Regions from separate parts of the Homo sapiens genome. Here region 2 is linked to region 1. A link is a contact called in ENCODE Hi-C or POLR2A ChIA-PET data. All regions are on one chromosome and are shown on one strand. Each heading gives the region's core, a stretch centred on a gene start or an enhancer-like site at or near the end of the contact. The rest is flanking DNA. Distances are from core to core; before and after follow the strand shown.

Evidence for each region. Hi-C counts contacts between places; a loop is a spot of excess contacts on that map. ChIA-PET counts read pairs that join two places held with the same protein, here RNA polymerase II (POLR2A).
Region 2: a map of gastrocnemius medialis shows a loop between it and region 1 (11-fold over the local background). The contact joins two enhancer-like sites. A Hi-C loop is called at or near these places in 2 of 168 maps with a recorded cell type or tissue (Jurkat and gastrocnemius medialis). POLR2A ChIA-PET finds 5 or more read pairs at or near these places in 3 of 52 experiments (AG04450, K562 and PC-3).

What each region holds. Positions count from the first base shown.
Region 1 is chr9:98,549,835-98,553,028 of GRCh38, reverse strand. The region is part of intron 2 of GABBR2 (gamma-aminobutyric acid type B receptor subunit 2); the gene reads left to right. Among named protein-coding and RNA genes, the nearest start is that of GABBR2, 160 kb to the left of the region's middle. Within about 2 kb of position 1,333, at least 3 of the 41 ENCODE cell types and tissues checked have a DNase peak (open chromatin) inside an H3K27ac peak, as active enhancers do.
Region 2 is chr9:98,608,481-98,611,629 of GRCh38, reverse strand. The region is part of intron 1 of GABBR2 (gamma-aminobutyric acid type B receptor subunit 2); the gene reads left to right. Among named protein-coding and RNA genes, the nearest start is that of GABBR2, 99 kb to the left of the region's middle. RefSeq lists an enhancer at 184-1,176. Within about 2 kb of position 1,274, at least 3 of the 41 ENCODE cell types and tissues checked have a DNase peak (open chromatin) inside an H3K27ac peak, as active enhancers do.

The sequences.
Region 1 (3,194 bases), core at 84-2,583:
TGGCACGTGGGTATAATCCCAGCTACTCAGGAGGTAGAGGCAGGAGGATGCTTGAGCCCAAGAGTTCCGGGCTGCAGTGAGCTATGATCATGCTACTGTACCCCAGTCTGGGTGACAGAGTGAGACCCTGTCTCTAAGAAAAAGAAAAAGAAAAAAAGGACTGGCCACAGCAGGGGGTGGTAAAAGCTGAACTGCTGTGCATTTGATGAAAAACTAAACCTCATTAACAGAAAGGAGAAATGATTGTTCCCCAAGAGGTTCTAGCCCAAGCTCTCTCTGACTAAAGAGATTTAAAATCTTACAGCCAGTCTATGCACGATACCCCAGAAGGCCTTTTGTTGGAGTGGGGCTTCCAGAACTCACTCAAATGCCAGGCATTCATTTTCCCTTGTTAACTTGGGAAATGCTTTGCAGCCACCCCGCATCACATTAATCTCACCGGCATCTATGTTGAGGCACTTTTTGTCCAAACAGTTTTTCACCAGGGCTTGAGCACAGCGGCGACCTGGCGCAGACCTGAAGTGGACCCGAGTTCCCAACACACACAGCCTGGGGCCTTTGTATACATCCTGGCACTGGCCACAAACAGTGTTTTGTCAGAAGCTTCCTGAGAAAGTTGCGTTCCATTCATCTCAGCTGAAAGGAACCCTAGATGACAAATACCTCCCTCATTTAATTACAGAAACAGTCAGCAAAGTCGTGGAAAAAGATTAAACCAACAGAGAAAAGAGCAAGCCTCAATCATTTTCTCATCCCTTTGCATTTGGCCTGAGTTCCTTACCTAGGACTTAGCAACTGTGGTCCCCCCTGCCCGGTTATACCTGCCTCCTGAAAAAAATGGTTTATTTTTGCAGAGAAGCTAAACTCGGATGCCCCAAAACAGGTGAAGAATGAATTGCATTTAGGCAAGAATTCGTCAATGCCTTGGAATGTCATAAAGATCCTGAAGCTGGGAGATGAGTTTACATTTTTCGTCTGGGTTCGTATCTGCAAATGGAAGTGAGGCACAATGGCAGTTATCTGAATAAATCAGATTAAATAAAACACACACCCACACAAGACCAAGAAACTCCTTAATCATTTTCTTCAATGTTCGCGAAGCATAGATTTTTGTGGTTGCAGAGAACCTTTGAAATCTTTGGTCCAATCCATCACTTTCAGAGATGAGAAAAACAGACATCTAAAAGGGGGGAAATGACTTACCCTTGTTCTCTCAGTCACAGGGACAGGGTTAAGCCTAAATGTCCCGGCTCCCTAAAGAGGCCTCGTAGCTGCATGAGCTCACCACTTCTCTCTGCATTCAGGTGCTGCTTGTTAAAGTGACTCATGGTTCAGTATGCAGGCCCTGAACGCTCATGAAACATATCACGGCAGGCTAGAGGCCTCCAGCTGGAGAGAGATGCTCATGGCTCTCTTCCCACCCCATGCTGCTGGTTAAATATGTCTCCTCCAAAACTTGCTGTGTTTGAGAGGCCCTGGAAGCCATGGCATAAATTGTTCCCTCCCTGGTCTACTGGATGACCTTTCTGGGCCACAGTTTTTTCAGGTATAAAATGGATCATAATTTCTACCTTGGGTAATCTGTCTGAAAGTTTTTGTTTTGTTTGGTTTGGTTTGGTTGAGACAAAGTCTTGCTCTGTTTCACTCGCCGAGGCTGGAGTGCGGTGGCATGATCTCAGCTCACTGCAACCTCTTCTTCCTGGGTTTAAGCGATTGTTCTGCCTCAGCCTCCTGGGTAGCTGGGATTACAGGTGCCCACCACCACGCCCGGCTAATTTTTGTATTTTTAGTAGAGACAGGGTTTCACCATGTCGGCCAGGCTGGTCACAAATTGCCGACCTCAAGTGATCTACGCACCTCGGCCTCCCAAAGTGCTGGGATTACAGGCATGAGCCACTGCACCTAGCCCTGTCTGAAAGTATTAATCACCAAGTCAGACGTGTGTTCATAAAAACTCTCCTTTGGATGGCTTAGACTGTGGCTGGCCGATTGGGTGGTTGGGTCATTTCTCCATTCATTCATCTATCCACTGTCAAGCAGGCTTTACTCTCAGGCATGTTAGAGAATGGATTTTTTTTTTGAGTGAGTGTAGGATGAGGAAATAAAAACAAAAATCCTGTCCCCCAGGAAGATTGCAAAGGATCCCCCGTGTGAACAGACTCTCCACAAATCCAGTATCTATGAACTCTCTGGCAATCATAATCACAGGGAATGCAGGGGACTTTATGCATCTGTAAAGCTTCAGAGTCCACAAAGTTCTTTTACATCCTGCCATCACCCCTCCAAAGCAGGCAGGGCAGAGCTTACAATCTTAGTTCTACAGATGCAAGAAGGACTAGTGGCCTAAGTTTGCACAGCTGGGAAAAGACAGCGTTGAGGTCCAAATCCAAGGTCTTTGGAGTCCAGGGGTCTGAATCACACTCAGCTGCTGCCCGTCTTTGCCAGGATGTCTCTGGGATTCAGACTGAGGGGCTTGTATCATTTCTGAGGGGCTGTGGTGGTGAGGATGGAGGCAGTATGACTTAACAGTACTGGTTCCACTCCTCCATTTCTAAGTTGCATGATCTTGGACAAGTTCCTTTTTTCTTTTTATATTGTGGTAAAATGCACAAGATAAAATTCGCCATTTTAACCATTTTAAAGTGGATGAGTCATTGTCATTGAGTACATTCACAACGTTGTTCAACCATCACCACTATTTAGAGCTGAAACATTTTCATGCTTTCTTGGGCATGAAAGCTTTTGTGCTTTCGCCCCAATTTGCTTTGTTGGGCAAGTTTTTTAACCTCTAAGCCTCGGTTTTCTTATCCATACGATTACTAACGGCACCTGCCACAGGGTTGTTGTGAGGATCAGGTGGGATAACTGGGAAGACTTGGCATAGATAAAAGGTGATGGGTGGGGGGCAGTTATACTAAATTTGTATACTGAGAACTAGGTTATAGGATTTGGACAGGACTATCTTGACGCTCCAGGATGAAGGTCAAAGCTGCTTCACCTTGCCCATATGCTGGCTTCAAGGCAACCACTCATAGTGCTTAATTCTTTGTGAACTTGGTCCTTGACACCAAGATTCTGGAGGATTTTGCCACTCCTCTGGCCAGGTGGCCATGGATAGTTCAGGGGAGCCATCAGGCCCTGTGGTCTGGTCGTAGATTGGGTAGTACCTGGATGCCATCATTATCAGAAGCACT
Region 2 (3,149 bases), core at 25-2,524, 59 kb before region 1:
CAAGAGAGAAAATCTCTTCCTTGCCAGCTCATTTTTCCTGGGCCTACAAGGTTATGGGTCAGCAGCTAGCCTATGGCTTGGGTTTACATACCTTGTCCAGTTAGCTAGGCCTGGGATATAGGAATCTTCCAATTTCATTCATTCATTCATTCATTCATTCATTCATTCATTCCTCGGGTGCACTTGGGATGTGATGAAGGAATCCATAGCAGTTTTCATTGTTGGAGAAGCTCAAGTAGGAAATAGTTAGGGCAGGGATGGGATGGGGTGACAGTAAGTGTGGTGGCTCCATGCTGAAGGAGACATGCAGCTACAAGGGACTGTGAGTGAAGCCTAAGACACCAGGGTGAGCAAGGGACAAGGTAGGCAGTGGAAATGGCAGCGGCCATGCCACAGAGGGCCTTACAGGGCAGGAGGCAGGGGGTGGCATTGATCTTTATCCCAATCTTTATCTCCGGGGGGCTGAGGAGCCCATTGTTGGGTGGAAGTAGCCCAGTTGGGAGAGGACAGGATGGTGGTTCTGTAGGCAGCGGGGAGGAATGACCTCCCTGGACAGAGGGAGACTTGAGAAAGCAGTGGAAGGTGGGGAGAGCGATGTCAAGGAGGCACCTTGTTTTTTTTGTTTGTTCGTTTTTGTTTGAGACAGAGCCTCATTCTTTCACCCAGGCTGGAGTGCAATGGTGCAATCTCTGCTCACTCAACCTTTGCCTCCCGGGCTCAAGCAATTCTCCTGCCTCAGCTTCCTGAGTAACTGGGATTAAGGAGGCACCTTGTATTTGCTTCCTGTGGCTGCCAGAACAAATTGCCACAAACAGGGTGGCTGAAAACAGCACACGTTTTTTTTTTTTCTCACAGTCCTAGAGGCCAGAAGTCTGAAATCAAGGTCTTGGCAGGGCCAGGGTCTCTCTGGAGGCCCTGGGGGAAAACCAATCCTTTTGTGCCTCTCCCTGCTTTTGGTGACTGTTGGCATTCCCTGACTTGGGTCTGCAGGGTTCCAATCTCTACCTCCCTGGTCACATTGTCTTCTCTCTTCTGCCTGTCTAGTCTATTTCTGCCTCACTCATGAGATTTATAGCCTACCTGAATATTACAGGATAAGCTCCTCCTCTCAAGAACCTTCACTAAATCACATTTTTGCCATGTAAGGTAATATTCCCTCTTTTACCATATAAGGCAGCATTCACAGTTCCAGGAGTTAGGGCATGGATGCATATTTTTGCAGGCTGCCTTTCAGCCAGCGCAGTGCTAAGGACCTGACTATAGAAGTGAGCCCTCACGTAGTGCAGGCTGTGGGCCAGGCTCTGTGTCCTGACTGCTCCAGATGGGTTGACTCATTTTAAACCTCATGAAATAGGCACTATTGTCATCCTCTCTTTATAGGCAGGAAACTGAGGCTCAGAGAGGTTAAATGGGCCCACTGTCACGCCACCAGGAAGCCACCAACTGGGAGTTGAGTCCAGGCAGCAGTTTCTGGAGCGCTTGGCAGGCTGCACTGCCCTCCTAGGCGGGGCGGATGGAGGATGGGTGCTGTTCACTGAAATGAGGCATCTGGGAGAGGGGCGCAGGGAGGACAGGAGTTTGGTTTGGGGCATGGTGAGCCACAGCCCCTGACATCCACGTGCTTCTGTGTCCCCTTCATTGCCAAGTGCAGCCTCCGTGTCTGGGTTTCTGATCTTGGCCATGGCCCCTCTGCCCTTTTGGCTTGTGGAAACAGCCTCCCAGTGCTTCGATGGCAAGCCCTCTTCAGAACCACTAGTGCCACTGCCCAGTGTCCTGGCCCTGAGCCTGGGTTTGGAGCTCTCAGCGTCCACACAAACTGAGTAGGGTAGCAGACGGGGCATCACAAAGACTTTGAGGATGTAAGGGCTGTGCCACTGGCACCCAAGGAGCCTGGAGCCCAGCTCTGCCCCAGGCCACTCCCAGCAGCCCCACCCTTCTGAGGGGGCCGAAAGCTGGAGGCCCTGAGCACCATCTCCCCTGAACCATGCCTTGCTCACTGCTAAAAACCCACCTTGGAGCCCTGCCCTTCAACCAGTTTTGCCACTCATTGCTTAGGGCTTAGGGCTCAGCCCACCCAGATGGGTTATAGCTGGGAGGGGTTAGGTGCTCTGTTATGTGGAAAAATCACCCAATGAAATGTCAGGAGACCATTCCCACTCCTCCCCGACGTTCACTTGAAATATGGGCATGCTTTGGATTTCATAGATGGAAGGGTAAGGGCATTCGAGGTGCGAGAAACTGCAGGGAGGTGAGGAGCAAAGGCACAGAAATGGGAAAAGATAAATTCTGCTTGGGAAATGCCAACTGCAAGATGACTGTGATGTAGGGCACCTGAGGTGGGTGACAGAGGGGCTGGAAGGGGGAGTGGGGGCAGAATTCAGGCTGTCTGGGATGCCAGTCTGTAAGAGATGGAACAATGGTTTTATAAGAAATGATTCTATGTCAATTGCAGAGATTCTCCACTGATGCATGTTGTTTGTACATTTTTTTATATCACAACATCGTTTATTATGTGAATTTTTTACAATACAAACAAAAAATACAGAAATGCAATATATGATTACAGCTAAATGCAGAATGGTGACTTTTTTCTCTTCAAGAGGCCGTGATTCCCATTTCTAGTAAAATTAAGAGACTGCATATAGGTAGAAACAGGTTGGTCATTAGCTTCACAATTTTGCCTAGAAATGATCTATAAATGCATTTTCCCCCTGCTACTTACCATAAAGTGTAAAAAGGAGTTAAAGAAAGTTTCCTTGTTGGTTCCTACCATATGAAAGATGCTATATTCTATTTCAGCAGGGCCAATATGTGAACACTATCTAAATTAAATGTTATTACAAAAATGAAGTAGTAATGAGATTCTGGCTAAAGAGTGCACTAAATGAGAATAATATATATTTAAAGAATCCAAAACAAACAAAAAGAAGTTGTTATAAAAAAGCTCTAGGTGCACTGTAAGCATATAGGGTTTTTTTTCCATGTGTATTTTTAAACAATGGAAGTGTCAAAACATAGGGTCAACTGTGTTAGACTAAATTACATTATTGTATATACTGCATTGAATGGAACCTTTGTATTATAATTATCATAGAGAAGCATAGTTTGCATCATATTATGGCCTTTTATCCTCAATGAAAACCTTCCAG